Regions from separate parts of the Homo sapiens genome. Here region 2 is linked to region 1. A link is an interaction called in ENCODE POLR2A ChIA-PET data of the cell type or tissue named here. Cell type or tissue: IMR-90. All regions are shown on one strand. Each heading gives the region's core, and the rest is flanking DNA. Links, peaks and the distances in the headings are about the cores only.

Region 1 (7,788 bases), core at 1,966-5,965:
TGGGATTATAGATGTGAGCCACCATGCCTGGCCCAAAAATATTTTCCTTGTGACTTCCTTTTTGACTCATGGGTTATTTTTGTAGTGTGTTAATTTCCAACTATTTGGTGATTTTTAAAGATATCTGTTATTGATTTCTAGTTTAATTCCATTATTTTCAGAGAACTCAGTTTATATGACTTAAATTCTTTGAAATGTTTTATTTTGTTTTATGACCCAGAAAGAATATGGTCTATGTTCATGAATGTTTCTTTTTGACAATTAAAAAAAATATTTTGAAATGAAGTGAGAAAGTCAGTGTGAATTTCCCCAGAGCTGCATCGTCTGAAGTTCATACCAGGTTAAATCAAGTTTGTCTGGAAAATTAACTTTATGGACTCCACAACGTCAGTACCCAAAGAGCCTGGAACTGTGCCAGGCCTAGTGGTAGTTAAAGTAGGAGCCAGTGTACTGGTTATTTATGCCCAAGTAGGCAGTGAACCAGAAAGCTAGCATGACTTGCAGCTGCAAGTTGTTTTGTTTGGAGGAATTTGAAATAAAATATTAGAGAACAACTTTAAAAGGGAGATGAACAGTCGGCTGTCACCACTTAGCACAAAAGAGAGAAGGTAACGTGGCCTCTAGACTAGTCAAACTGACAGTCCTTTCCCTTGGCAGGTGCGACACTGGTTTTGGTATCAAAGAAGTATATAACTCCTGGAAAGTATAGCTCTTGGGAATCTCAGAAATGGTCTGTTATGTGGGGGCTTTTTCTCAAGCCAGTGCAAAGTGAAACAGCATTATATTCTGCTAATAGTGATCTTTTCTTTGCAGTTTGTATAATTAGCGAGAATACTTCAGTGTTCTTAGAACAGCACAAACCGTACTATGGTATTTTAATCATTTAAGGAAAAATAAACATTCAGTAGGGTAACATATGGTCACAGAAAAAGCCTGGAATTTGGAGTCAGAAGACCAGGATTTCTACCTACTTACTGGTGTTTGATCTTGTGCAAGATAATTACTATTGCCTATATAACAACATTATTTAATGAGTGCTTACTTTGTGGCAGGCATTATGCTATGAATATTTGACCCATGAGCCTCACAATAACCCCAGGAGATAGGCATTAAATATCATCCTGAGCTTTCAGATGACTCTCATTGAGTTGGAGAGGATAAGTAGCTAGCCTAAGGACACCCAGCTAGTGAAGTGTGAAGTCAGTATTGGAATGCAGGTGGTTTGACTCCAGAATCTTTTCTCCTAACCATTTTGCTAATACTACCTAATGCATTGTGGTGGTTGTCAGGATTATTGAGTTAATGTGTAGGACATTGAGAGCTGGCGCAGAGCACTTAAAATGATGCACAGTGTAGCACCTTCCTCCTTTTTTTTAGGCTACCGGGAAGACTCATCTTGTCTATATGCTCCCTTCTCATGGTAGCTCAGCAACTTCATGTGTGTGCAGCTCCAGCACCAGGAGAATGAACTTCCATGAGATTGGGCAGAACACTGAAGCCTCATCTGAGTGCAGAACCCAGGGCCAATGCTTGAAGCCTTTTTTCTTTTTTTTTGAGATGGAGTCTCGCTTTGTTGCCCAGGCTGGAGTGCAATGGTGCGATCTCGGCTGACTGCAAACTCTGCATCCCAGGTTCAAGCCATTCTCCTGCCTCAGCCTCCCGAGTAGCTGGGACTGCAGGCACCCGCCACCACACCTGGCTACTTTTTTGTATTTTTAGTAGAGATGGGGTTTCACTGTGTTGGCCAGGCTGGTCTCGAACTCCTGACCTCGTGATCCGCCCGCCTCAGCCTCCCAAAGTGCTGGGATTACAGGCATGAGCCACCGTGCCCAGCCAGCTTTTTTTTTTTTTTTTCCAATTATGTTGTAAGGAAAGGGGAGTTGAGTCAATGTCATTTTAAAATGACACTCTACAGCAGCTTGAGGAAATACTTGAATTTATTGTCTCTGTTTTAAGTGGAATTGGGAAAGAAATTGATTCCAGAGTCCATACAGACAAAAGCTAATAACTATCATTTAGGGACGCATTTCAGGCTCAGTATCCACATTATCTCTGATCTTTATGACAATCTTACATGGATTTGTTAACTGACTGGGATTATTAACTGGCCTGTTTTATGAAAGAAGAAGCTGAGGCTCTGAGAGATTGATCAGTAGAGACAAAGCCACCCTGCTATCAAGGGCTGAACACAGGTTTCAGGCCCAACTCTGCCTGTTTCCAAAGCCCATGCTCTTGTAGTGGTGAATGGAGTTAGAACAACTAAGAATGCCTTGAGAATGATCCTCTGTCCTTGGATGCCCTAGAGAGCTAACAGCAGGGCAGACCTGCTGGTCCAATCCGAATTCACAACATCCTGAAGAGAAGCCAGGTGTCAGCTGTCAGCCGCATTCTTCTTGACCAATCACTGCTAGAATGTTACAAAGCCAGGCATGCAAATAACTTTCCCTTTACCTGGAGATAGAAAAGAATGCTGAATCAGCTGGGCATGGTGGTTCATGCCTGTAATCCCAGCACTTTGCGAGGCCGAGGCGGGCAGATCACATGAGGTCAGGAGTTCGAGACCAGCCTGGCCAACATGGTGAAACCCCGTCTGTATTAAAAATACAAAATTAGCTAGGCATGGTGGTGCATGCCTGTAGTCCCAGCTACGCGGGAGGCTGAGGGAGGAGAATCACTGCAACCCAGGTGGCAGAGGTTGCAGTGAGCCAAGACTGTGCCACTGTACTCCAGCCTGGGTGACAGAACAAGACTCCATCTCAAAAAAAAAAAAAAAAAAAAAAAGACTGCTGAATCAATGTAAATATATGGGAAAATCAATTTTAAAAGGAGCCTATCATTTCTGATTTTATATATAGGCTCAGCCAATAGTAAAGTAAAATGTCTTCATTCTCTAATTAACCTTAGTTATTCTGTATGTATTTTTTCCTTTTAAATATTTATTGTACTTTTTAATTAATTAATTTATTTATTTTGAGATGGAGTCTCTGTCACCCTGGCTGGAGTGCAGTGGTGCAATATTGGCTCACTGCAACCTCTGCCTCCTAGAGTAGCTGGGATTACAGGCCTACACCACCATGCCTGGCTAATTTTTATATTTTTAGTAGAGATGGGGTTTCACCATGTTGGCAAAGCTGGTCTCAAACTCCTGACTTCAAGTGGTCCACCCGCCTCAGCTTTCCATAGTGCTCAGATTACAGGCGCGAGCCACTGTGCCTGGCCTTTATTGTACTTTATATATGATGAGCTAGTCCTTTTAAAGTACCTTTTCTTCTAAAATCTTTTGTTTCTGAGTCTTTTTTTCTTTTCTTTTCTTTCTTTTTTTTTTTTTTTGATACAGGGTCTCACTCTGTCACCCAGGGTGGAGTGCAGTGGTATAAGTAGCTGGGACTACAGGCATGTGCCACCACACCCAGCTAATTTCTGTGTTTTTCATGGAGACAAGGTTTCACCATGTTGGCCAGGCTGGTCTTGAACTCCTGACCTCAAGTGATCTACCCACCTCGACCTCCCGACATTGGTGGGATTACAGGTGTGAGCCACCACACCTGGCCTCTTTTCTGAGTGTTAACACTGTTTTCACATTTCCAGGTTTTCAAAGAACCACCCAGTACTTTCATCAACAAACCCACATGCCAGGAGAGCTCAGCAATATTAACACTAAAACCCTGGAAGGTTTATGTGGCTAGCCCTGGGCTACCAGTGAGTGAGTCAATGAATATGATCCTCTCCAGGAAATAAGTCTCAAAACCTCAAGTTATACATCTATTTGCCACTTTGGACAGTTGGTTGCTAAACATCCTTAATCATAAGGCCATCTATGAACATTTCTGCACTATCATGACTTTGGCATCATTATATTCTAGAGAAAAGCCCTGCAAAGTGTACATTTTTGAGATCGAATAAATAGGAAAGAACATTAATTACTTTCTGAATTTAGCTTAAAGCTGTAACACAGAATCAGCAGTTTGGAAAGCCAACTTTTCCTGCTGACATGTGTCAGACACCATGCTGGGCACTGGAGACTCAGAAGCCACTTTGTCAAGATGAAACACTGTGTTTCCTTGCAGAGCAAACTCTCCTGCCTCCCCCCAAGAGGGGTTCCTCCATGGAGGAAACTAGATAGGAGGACTTGGAGGGCTGGTGTTTACATTGTACTTTTTGTTTTTCAAAACACTTCACAAGGGTCTGTGAAGGAGAGAAGGCACATCTGGCATTTGAGGAAACAGATACAGAAAATTTAAATGACTCATTCAGAGTCCAAAAGCAAATCTGTGACAACAAACAGGCCTAGAACCTGGGTCTCAATTTCAAGTTGTATTCTTCTCACACTACTGTACTGTTGGCTTCAAATTAGGTAGCTCTAATTATGGTTAAAGAAATATAAATCTACCTTATGGGAACCCAATATTAAAACAGACATAAAATAAAGTATGACAAAATGGGGAAGAAGAGAGGAAAGGGCAAGAAGTATGAATTATTTGCATTTAAAAATATTTCTCGCTTTACATAAAATAGATTTCATACAGATTATCTTAGAAATGCATCCATTTCTTTTTTTTTCTTTGAAATGCTTCCATTATATTTTCTTGTGGTAAAAAACACATAACATTAAATGTACTACCTTTTTTTTTTTTTTAGACATGAAGTCTCACTATGTTGCCCAGGCTGAAGTGCAATGGCTATTCACAGGCATGATCATAGTTCACTACAGTAATTTTTTTTTTTTTTTGAGACAGAGTCTCGCTCTGTTGCCCAGGCTAGAGGGCAGTGACCTGATCTTGGCTCACTGCAACCTTCACCCCCAGGGTTCAAGCGATTCTCCTGCCTCTCAGCCTCTTGAGTAACTGGGATTACAGGCGGCCTCAACCACCGCCCAGCTAATTTTTTGTATTTTTAGTAGAGACGGGATTTCACCATGTTGGCCAGGCTGGTCTCAAACTCCTGACCTCAGGTGATCCACCTGCCTCAGCCTCCCAAAGTGCTGGGATTACAGGCATGAGCCACTGTGTCCGGCTTATGGTCTTGAACTCCTAGGTTCAAGTGATCCTCCCATCTCAGCCCCCTGAATAGTTGGGACTATAGGCACGTACCACTGCACCAGGCACAAAATTTACTGTCTTAACCATTTTTAAGTGTATAGTTTCATAGTTTAAGTACATTCACATTGTTGTACACAGATCTCTAGAACTTTTTCATCTCGCAAGAGTGGAATTCTATCCACTAAATAGGAATTCCCTCTCCCCTTAGCTCTTGGTTACTCTAACCCTAACCTTCATACTTTCTGTTTCTATGATTTTCATGACTTTAGATACTTCATGTGAATGAAATCATATGGTACTTGTCCTTTGGTGACCGGCTTAATTCTCTTAGCATAATGTCCTCAAGGTTCATTCATGTTGCAGCATGTGACAGGATTTCCTTCTTTTTAAGGCTGCTTAATATTCCATTGTGTGTAGACACTGCATTTTCTTTTTTTTTTTTTTTTGAGATGGAGTCTCGCTCTGTCGCCCAGGCTGAAGTACCGTGGCGCGATCTCGGCTCACTGCAAGCTCTGCCTCCCGGGTTCACACCATTCTCCTGCTTCAGCCTCTCGAGTAGCTGGGACTACAGGTGCCCGCCACCACGCCTGGCTAATTTTTTGTATTTTTAGTAGAGACAGGGTTTCACCGTGTTAGCTAGGATGGTCTCGATCTTCTGACCTCATGATCCACCCGCCTCAGCCTCCCAAAGTGCCGGGATTACAGGCGTGAGCCACCACGCCCAGCCACATTTTCTTTCTTCATTCATCTGTGGATGGACATTTGGGTTGCTTCCACCTCTGCAAGGTTTGGCTTTGAATTCTTCTGGGTATATACCCAGAAGTGGACTTGTTGGATGATATGGTGAACATATTTTAAATGTTCTAAGGAACTGCCATACTGTTTTCCACTGTGACTGCACCATTTCACATTCCCACCAACAGTATACAAGGGTTCTAACTTTGCATCCTTGCCACCACTTGTTATTTTTGGTTCTCCTGATAGTGGCCATCCTGATGGATGTGAGGTGATAGTCTATTGAGGTTGTGATTTGCACTTTCCTAATGATTAGTAATGCTGAACATTTTTTCATGTGCTTATTGGCCATTCGTATATCTTCTTTGGAGAAATGTCTATTCAAGTTTGTTGCCCATTTCTTCACTGGGTTATTTGGTTATGTTTTTGTTGTTATTGAGTTGTAGAAGTTCCTAATATACCCTGCACATTAATCTCTTATCAGATATATGGTTTACAATTACTTTCTCCTGTAGGCTGCCTTTTCATTCAGTTGACTGATTCCTTTGACTCACAGATGTTTTTAAGTTTGATGTCCTATTTGTCTATTTTTTCTTTCATTGCCTATGCCTTTGGTATCATATCCAAGAAATCATGGCCAAATCCAATGTCCTGAAGCTTTTCTCCTGTTTTCTTCTGGAAGTTTAATAATTGAAGATCTTACATTAGTGCTTTGTTTGATAATTGGAGATCTTGCATTTAGGTCTTTAGATCTTACATGAAGGGCTTACATGTTGGCCATTTTGGCTTACTTTCTGTATATGATGTAAGATAATGTTCCAACTTTTGCATGTGGATATCCAGTCTTCTTAACACCAGTTGTTGAAGAGCATGTTCTTTCCCCATTTTGTAGTCTTGGCATTATTGTCAAAAATTATTTGTCCAGATGCAAGGGTTTATTTCTGGCTCTCTGTTCTGCTCGCTTGGTCTATTGATGTGGTTTGGCTCTGTGTCTCCACCCAAATCTCATCTTGAATTGTAATCCCCACATGTCGAGGGAGGGACCTGTAATCTCCACGTGTCAAGGGAGGGAGGTGATTGGGATCATGGGGGTGATTCCCCCATGCTGTTCCTCTGATAGTGAGTGAGTTCTCACAAAATCTGATGGTTTTATAAGGGGCTCTTTCCCCTTCTCTCTCTTCTGTCTCCTGCCACCTTGTGAAGAAGGTCCCTGCTTCCCCTTTGCCTTCCACCATGATTGTGAGTTTCCTGAGGCCTCGCCAGCCATGTGGAACCGTAAGTCAATTAAACATTCTTTGTTTATAAAGAAAGCCTATATCCAGTCTTGGGTAGTTTTTTGTTTGTTTGTTTGTTTTTGTTTTTTTTGAGACGGAGTCTCGCTCACTCTGTCGCCAGGCTGGAGTGCAATGGTGCGATCTTGGCTGACTGCAACCTCTGCCTCCTGGGTTCAAGCGATTCTCCTGCCTCAGCCTCCCGAGTAGCTGGGATTACAGGCGCCTGCCACCACGCCTGGCTAATTTTTGTATTTTTAGTAGAGACGGAGTTTCACCATGTTGGCCAGCCTGGTCTCGAACTCCTGACCTCAGGTGATCCACCCACCTCGGCCTCCCAAAGTGCTGGGATTATAGGCGTGAGCCACTGCGCCCGGTCTCGGGTAGTTTATACTTAGTCTCAGGTAGTATCTTTATAGCAGTATGAGAATGAACTAATGCATCTATCTTTATGCCAGTACTACACCTTCTTAATTACTGTTCTTTGTAGTTATAAAATCAGGAAGTGTGGGGCTTCCAACTTTGTTCTTCTTTTTCAAGATTGTTTTGGCTACTTAGGGCCCCTTGAGACTCCCTGGGAATTTTAGGATGATTTTTTTTTTCTAAGAAATGCATCTGTTTTTTAAATGGAGTTAATACTGTAAGTCCTATCAGCTTTCTCCTCCCTTTCAGAAACTCTGTGATGCTTATTCATTAGCGTCTATATAGCTAGTTGTACAAACAGAAACCTCTGGCACCCAAGA
Region 2 (7,788 bases), core at 2,312-6,311, 490 kb before region 1:
CAAGTTGCTCTTTTTCAACAGCAACATTAGTACCAGGTGATTACTGAACCCTTCACAGTTTGTCTTGCCCTTACTTGGAGAGAGCTAGATGTATCCTGTTTCTGCTGTGCATTTGGCCAACAGTCATGGGCGTGTGAATACGTGCCTTTGGTGTGTTTGTGTTCAATTCTCTTCATTTCTTTTTGTGTCTTGGACTTTGCATTAGGTAAACTCACGAACTTATTCATAAAGAACTCAACTTTTATGGTGTATAAATATTTAAAGAATACGTGAAAAAACAAGATGAAGGACAGGCTTATTTTCAGAGGTTTGTGCATGGTAGCAGAAAACATACATTTTAATGAAGTCATCTTTGTGCCAGTGAGCATTTGACTATTAACTTTTAAGAAGTGGAAAAAAATTCCTGAATTTTTTCGATAACTTTTAGAAAAGTCTTGTAGCATGTTCTGAGTTTGATCCACTGTTCACTGAATTATATGATAGGACTTCAATTTTAAAAGTGTATAAAAGCTTGTAGAAAGATTTGGTTTATTAAAAAGATTATGATGTGAAAAGCTAGCTCTAAAGTATTAAAGCTTTATTTTTCCCCCATTCTGAATTAAAATAGGAAGGGAGAGAGGAAGACGAGTCAGTGTTAAGGCCACGAGGTTGAATCATCTAAGGAAATGAGTCAGTGACTATAAACCATAACTTTCCTTTTTCTGGGGCTTTGACTTGGAGAACTTAATGTTGAATTATTTGAAAAATCTTGCTTGATATCAGTGAATTTAAAATAAGTTTCTTTTTTGTTTTGAGAAACCTTGTAATATTACTTGGATTCATTTATTTTTTATTTTTATTTTTTGTGAGACGGAGTCTCGCTCTGTCTCCAGACTGGAATGCAGTGGTGTGATCTCAGCTCACTGCAACCTCCACCTTCTGGGTTCAAGTAATTCTCCTGCCTCAGCCTTCCGAGTAGCTGGGACTACAGGCGTGTGCCGCCACACCCAGCTAATTTTTGTATTTTTAGTAGAGACAGGGTTTCACCATGTTGGCCAGGATGGTCTCTATCTCTTGACCTCGTGATCCACCCGCCTGGGCCTCCCAACGTGCTGGGATTACAGGCGTGAGCCACCACACCCGGCTGGATTCATGTATTATTTCAACAAATATTCAGTAGAAAAAAGTAGCGGGTATATTCTTCAAACCAAAAGACATGCAGTGATTTGAAAATATGGGTAATGTATCAGTATCTCTGTGTATATATTTAGCTCTAGGTAACCAATAGTGATTCTTAATCTGCTTTTAAAACAAGTTTTTTGAGGTTAATAACTGATGACTCATTATTGGATTTAGGATAAACCTAGAATGCTGGTAGCTATTGACACATCATATTTCTATTTGATATGCTGGAGTTTTTTTCCTAGTCATGAATTATTTCTTAGGAACCCTGAGCCCATAATTGAAATAAATGCATTGTATTTTGGCTTATTTTTGAAACTTTAAAAATCTCAAATGGTGTCAGGCGTGGTGGCTCACACCTGTAATCCCAGCACTTTGGGAGGCCAAGGCGGGTGGATCATGAGGTTAGGAGATCGAGACCATCCTGGCTAACACGGTGAAACCCTGTCTCTACTGAAAATACAAAAAAAAATTAGCCGGGCGTGGTGGCGGGCGCCTGTAGTCCCAGCTACTCAGGAGGCTGAGGCAGGAGAATGGTGTGAACCCTGGAGGCGGAGCTTTCAGTGAGCCGAGATCGCGCCACTGTGCTCCAGCCTGGGCAACAGAGTGAGACTCCGTCTCAAAAAAAAAAAAAAATCTCAAATGTAACTAATGATCAAGTCTGTAGGTAAACATAGATAGGTCTCTCAAGGTAAACGCTGGCATATTATATAAAAAATTCTTGACCTTTTATGATTGATTGCTTGTCTTTATGACTTGGACTCTTTTTATAAGATTGGATTGCATTTTTAATTCTCTCCAACTCATGAGTAATACTTGATTTATGACAGTAAATGCATTTTACACAAGAACCTAATATTTAGAAACTTACTGAAGTATCTTAAATCCTGTTTTTGTCATCAAGACAAACTTGAATTAAAGACTAAAACATTACATTTTTATTTTTTATTTTTTTTGCTTAGTATAATAATATGGTAGTGGTATCTTAGGGGAAATGTTTTAAATAAATACTAATATATCTTTTTCTTTTATTATTTCTTGGGTATCTTGTTGAATACAGTATGGATTTTAGACTAGCATGACAACATTTCTAAATTGCCTTCTGGTCAAGAGTGGTGGTTCACACCTGTAATCCCAGTACTTTGGGAAGCCAAGATGGAAGGATTGCTTGAGGCCAAGAGTTTGAGACCCACCTGGGCAATATAGTGAGACCATGTCTGTTTTTTTTTTCTTTTTTTCAATAGAGATGAGGTTTTGCCATGTTGGCCAGGCTCGTCTCGAACTCCTGAGGCTCAAGTGAACCACCCACCTCGGCCTCCCAAAGCGCTGGGATTACAGGTGTGAGCCACCACACCCAGCTAGACCACATCTCTTTTTAAACAATCAATCAATCAATCAATCAATCAATCAATATGGTTGGCAGGGCTATTGTTTCCATATGCTTAGACATCCTAGACATGTTAATTTTTCTCCTTTCAAACCTATGGTAATTTCTAGGTTCTTTTTCTTGCTGCATGTCCCAATCTAATAAAACCTAAAGTGTTACCCACTGATACACCTCAGGGTCCATGCTGCTTTGCTGAGCATCAAAATAGTGATTTAGGAAATTGTGATTTCTGGATTCTGGATTACAGTGTTAGAAATACCCAAGAAATTAGGATCTGGAAACATCCTATGTATGATGCTATGAAGGCCATTCATTGAATGGAAAAAGGATTGAAGATGGAAGAGAACCTCCTTTCCTCATATAAGCCATATATGATACTTATCTTTTTTTTTTGAGATGGAGTTTCACTCTATCATCCAGGCTGGAGGGCAGTCGCGGGATCTTTGTGGCTCTCTGCAACCTCCGCCTCCTGGGTTCAAGGGATTCTCCTGCCTTAGCCTCCTGAGTACCTTGGATTACAGGTGTGTGCCACCACACTTAGCTGATTTTTGTATTTTTAGTAGAGATGGGGTTTTGCCATGTTTGCCAGGCTGGTCTTGAACTCCTGACCTCAGGTGATCCACCTGCCTCAGCCTTCCAAAGCGCTGGGATTACAGGCATGAGACATTGTGTCCAGCCCTTCCTACCTTTTTTTTTTTTTTTTTTTTTGCAAGCATTTTTAGTTTCCTTTCTGACAGGATTGATTTGGGTAAAGAACATTGAATTTTGAGTCAATAGTCTCAAATAGATAGACCTATGTTTGAATTCCAACCCTGACCTCAATAGCTAAGTGACACTGGAAAATCTATCTCTTTGTCTCAGTTTTCCTGCTAAAAATCGGGATGGTAATGTTCACCCAGCAAGGCTTTATCACAAAAAGTGGTAACTTATGAGAAAGTCCCTATCTGGCATGGTAAGCACTCAAGAGAAATTAGTTCTATTTTCCTTCTTCCCTCTAGTTTAATAATTTAAAAAATTAAATCATGCAGCCATAAAAAAGAATGAAATTATGTCCTTTGCAGCAACAAGGATGCAGTTGGAGGCCATTATCCTAAGCGAATTAACACAGAAACAGAAAACCTAATGCCGCACATTCTTACTTATAAGTGGGAGCTAAACACTGGGTACACACAGACACAAAGATGGGAACAGTAGGCATTGGGGATTCAAAAAGGCAGAAGAGAGGAAGGGGGGCCAGGTTTGAAGAACTACTTGTGTTCACTACTTGGATGATGGGATCATTAGAGGCCTAAACCTCAGCATCATGCAATATACCCATGTAACAAACCTGTGCCCGTACCCTCTGAATCTTGGATAAAAAAATAAAAGCAGGCCAGGAGCGGTGGCTCATCCCTATAATCCCAGCACTTTGGGAGGCTGAGGCGGGCGGATCACTTGAGGTCAGGAGTTCGAGCCCAGCCTGGCCAACATGATGATACCCCATCTCTACTAAAAATACAAAAATTAGCTGGGCACAGTGGTGGGCGCCTGTAGTCCCAGCTACTCGGGAGGCTGAGGCAGGAGAATCACCTGAACCCAGGAGGCCGATGTTGCAGTGAGCCAAGATTGCGCTGCTACACTCCAGCCTGGGTGACAGAGTGAGACTCCATCTCAAAAAAAAAAAAAAAAAAAAAAATATATATATATATATATATATATACACACACACACACACACACACACACACATACACATACACACACATACATATATTCAGTGAAAAAGATATTCTCAAGGTGATAAGAAACCAACTATTTGTTGTATTTTACCTTTTAATAGGTAACAATTGAGAACAGGCATTATTGATTCAAGAATGGTGTTAGTTTTTTTCCTTTAACTACACAAAATGTGTAGTCATCAATTCTTTGACTAAGAGGAAGGAGTGTCAAGAGGGAAGCCTGAAAAAATCTTGAAGTTTAAATGCTTTTGTCTAACTATCTGAGTCACTCCTCAGGGTGGAGTTTCTATGGCATGGCTCCCTGCCAGCATAATTTTGAGCTTTTAAGAGAGAGTAGTTGGGCCAACAAACACAGTAACCAAAATGACTACTCTGACACTGGAACCAGCTTTACATACAAATATTTTCTCTATTATCTCAGAAATAATCATGGAAATATACAAGCATTTCCTCTTCTGAACCATATTAATTTTCTAAGAATGAATGTATATTCAGCTACAAACATAATTGAAACAATTCCAGAGAACAAACAAGTGTGGGCCACTTACTCCTGGGGATGTGGCTGTTCTGCACAGCTTTGAGATGTAGGAGAAAAAAAGTATGACTTCCTTCTGTTTAATGATTGTTTAAGTGTGCTTTGATTACTGCAGAAAGCCTAAACCTACTTTTTAAAATTCCATGCAAATCTTGTTGAAGTGAATTCCAGTGACTAATATATTTGAGAAACTTTCTTGGAAAAAAGAATTACCAATGATATATTTAAACAACTGGTATTCATAATATAGAAATATAATTAGACTAATGTGTTCAGTATTTCAATGAAGCTTGATGTTCTTGATCATTAAAGACTTACTTTTCGGCCGGGCGTGGTGGCTCGCGCCTGTAATCCCAGCACTTTGGGAGGCCAAGGCGGGCGGATCACGAGGTCGGGAGATGGAGATCATCTTGCCTAAGAGGGTGAAACCCCGTCTCTACTAAAAATACAAAAAATTAGCTGGGCGTGGTGGCGGGCGCCTGTAGTCCCAGCTACTCGGGAGGCTGAGGCAGGAGAATGGCGTGAACCTGGGAGGCGGAGCTCGCAGTGAGCCGAGATAGCGCTACGGAGCGAGATTCTGTCTCCAAAAAAAAAAAAAAAAAAAAAAAAAAAAAAAAAAAAAAAAAAAAAAAAAAAACAAGACAAAAAAAGACTTATTTTTCTTTGTGAGGCCGAGGCAAGCAGATTGCTTGAGCCCAAGAATTCAAGACCAGCTTGGGCAACATAGTGAAACCGCATTTCTACAAAAAAATACAAATTTGCCGGGTATGGTGGTGCACACCTGTACTCCCAGCTACTCGGGAGGCTGAGACAGGAGGATCTCCCAAGCCGAGGTCAAGCCAAGAAAGTGCCACTGCACTCCGGCCTGGGCAACAGGGTGAGACCATATCTCAAAAAAAAAATAGGCCAGGTGCAGTGACTCACACCTGCAATGCCAGCATTTTGGGAGGCTGAGGCAGGCAGATCACTTGAGGTCAGGAGTTTGAGACCAGCCTGGCCAACATGGGGAAACCCCGTCTCTACTAAAAATATAAAAATTAGCCGGGCATGGTGGCGGAGCTGTAATCCCAGCTACTTGGGAGCCTGAGGCACGAGAATCGCTTGAACCTGGGAGGCGGATGTTGCAGTGAGCCGAGATCGCACCACTGCACTCCAGTCTGGGCGACAGAGCAAGACTGTCTCAAAAAAAAAATAATAATAATAAATAATAAATAAAAATAAAAAATAGGCTGGGCGCAGTGCCTCACTCCTGTAATCCCAGCACTTTGGGAGGCCGAGGCGGGCAGATAACCTGAGGTCAGGAATTCAAGACCAGCCTGGCCAACATGGCAAATCCCCGTCTCTAGCTAAAAATGCAAAAATTAGCCCAGTGCGGTGGTGTGCGCCTGTAATCCCAGCTACTCGGAAGGCTGAGGCAGGCTAATTGCTTGAGCCAGGGAGGCGGAGGTTGCAGTGAGCTGAGAGCCTGGGCGACACAGCAACACTCTGTCTCAAATAAATAAATAAGACTTAATTTTATTTATTTATTTTTGAGACTGAGTTTCACTCTCGTTGCCCAGGCTGGAGTGCAACGGCGCAATCTCGGCTCACTGCAACCTCCACCTTCTGGGTTCAAGTGATTCTCCTGCCTCAGCCTCCTTAGTAGCTGGGATTACAGGCCCACGCCACCACGCCCGGCTAATTTTTTGTATTTTTTAATAGAGACTGTAGAGACGGGGTTTCACCATGTTAGCCAGGATGGTCTCGATCTCCTGACTTCGTGATCCACCTGCCTCGGCCTCCTAAAGTGCTGGGATTACAGGTGTGAGCTGAACCACTGTGCCCAGCCTATTTATTTATTTTTAAAATTTATTTTAATTTTTTACATCTGGGAAGTTGTGAAAAACTTTTTTTTTTTTTTTTTTCTGAGATAGAGTCTCACTCTGCCACCAGGCTGAAGTGTAGTGGCACCATCTCGGCTCACTGCAACCTCCGCTTCCCGGGTTTAAGCGATTCTCCTGCCTCAACCTCCCTAGCAGCTGGGACTACAGGCCTGCACCACCATGCCCAGCTAATTTTTTTTTTGTATTTTTAGTAGAGACAGGGTTTCACCATTTTGGCCAGGATGGTCTCGATCTCTAGACTTCATGATCCGCCCGCCTGGTGATCCGCCCGCGTCAGCCTCCCAAATACTTTTTTTTTTTTTTTTTTTTTGAGAGGGAGTTTTGCTCTTGTTGCCTAGGCTGGAGTGCAATGGGGCGATCTCGGCTCACTGCAACCTCCACCTCCCAGGTTCAAGTGATTCTCCTGCCTCAGTCTCCTGAGTATCTGGGATTACAGGCATGAGCCACCATGTCCAGCTGATTTTGTATTTTTAGTAGAGAAGGGGTTTCACCATGTTGGTCAGGCTGGTCTCGAAGTCCTGACCTCAGGTGATCCACCCGCCTCGGCCTCCCAAAGTGCTGGGATTACAGGTGTGAGCCACCACGCCCGGCTAGAAAGATTTATTTTTAATTAGGCCGGTTCAGTGGCTCATGTCTGTAATCCCTTCAGGAGGCCGAGGCAGACGGAACACTTGAGGCCAGGAGTTCGAGATCAGCCTTGCCAACATGGTGAAACCTCATCTCTGCTAAAATAGTCCCAGCTACTCAGGAGGCTGAGGCACGAGAGTTGCTTGAACCCAGGAGGTAGGTGGAGGTTGCAGTGAGCCGAGATCCTGCCACTGCCCTCCAGCCTAGGCGACAGAGTAAGGCTCCATTTCGAAAAAAAAAACAAACAAATAACAAACAAAAAACAAACAAAAAAACTTTGGGCAAAGATTGCACAGGATATAATTATACTAAAAGATTATTAGTTATTAAACCTGAAATTTAAATTTAATGAACTGTCCTGTATTTTATTTGATAATTCTACCACATGGGTTAAATGAGAAAAGTCTTCATAAGTACTTAGAACAGTGGTGGTACAAGTAGTGCTCAATAAATGGTAGTCTTTATTTTTTCCTTTTCT

Evidence for each region. Peaks named below come from ENCODE experiments on the same cell type or tissue, not always from the same donor. Only the 100,000 strongest peaks of a DNase experiment are listed, where the experiment ranks them.
Region 2: POLR2A ChIA-PET joins it to region 1 with 7 read pairs; 1 of 35 experiments calls an interaction of 5 or more read pairs at or near these places.

What each region holds. Positions count from the first base shown.
Region 1 is chr14:50,399,441-50,407,228 of GRCh38, forward strand. No RefSeq gene overlaps it. Among named protein-coding and RNA genes, the nearest start is that of CDKL1, 6.5 kb to the left of the region's middle. In IMR-90, for the core only: no CTCF peak of the experiment used is centred there; a DNase peak (open chromatin) is centred at 4,191; H3K27ac peaks cover 1,588 bases.
Region 2 is chr14:49,907,283-49,915,070 of GRCh38, forward strand. No RefSeq gene overlaps it. Among named protein-coding and RNA genes, the nearest start is that of ARF6, 18 kb to the left of the region's middle. In IMR-90, for the core only: no CTCF peak of the experiment used is centred there; a DNase peak (open chromatin) is centred at 4,529; H3K27ac peaks cover 241 bases.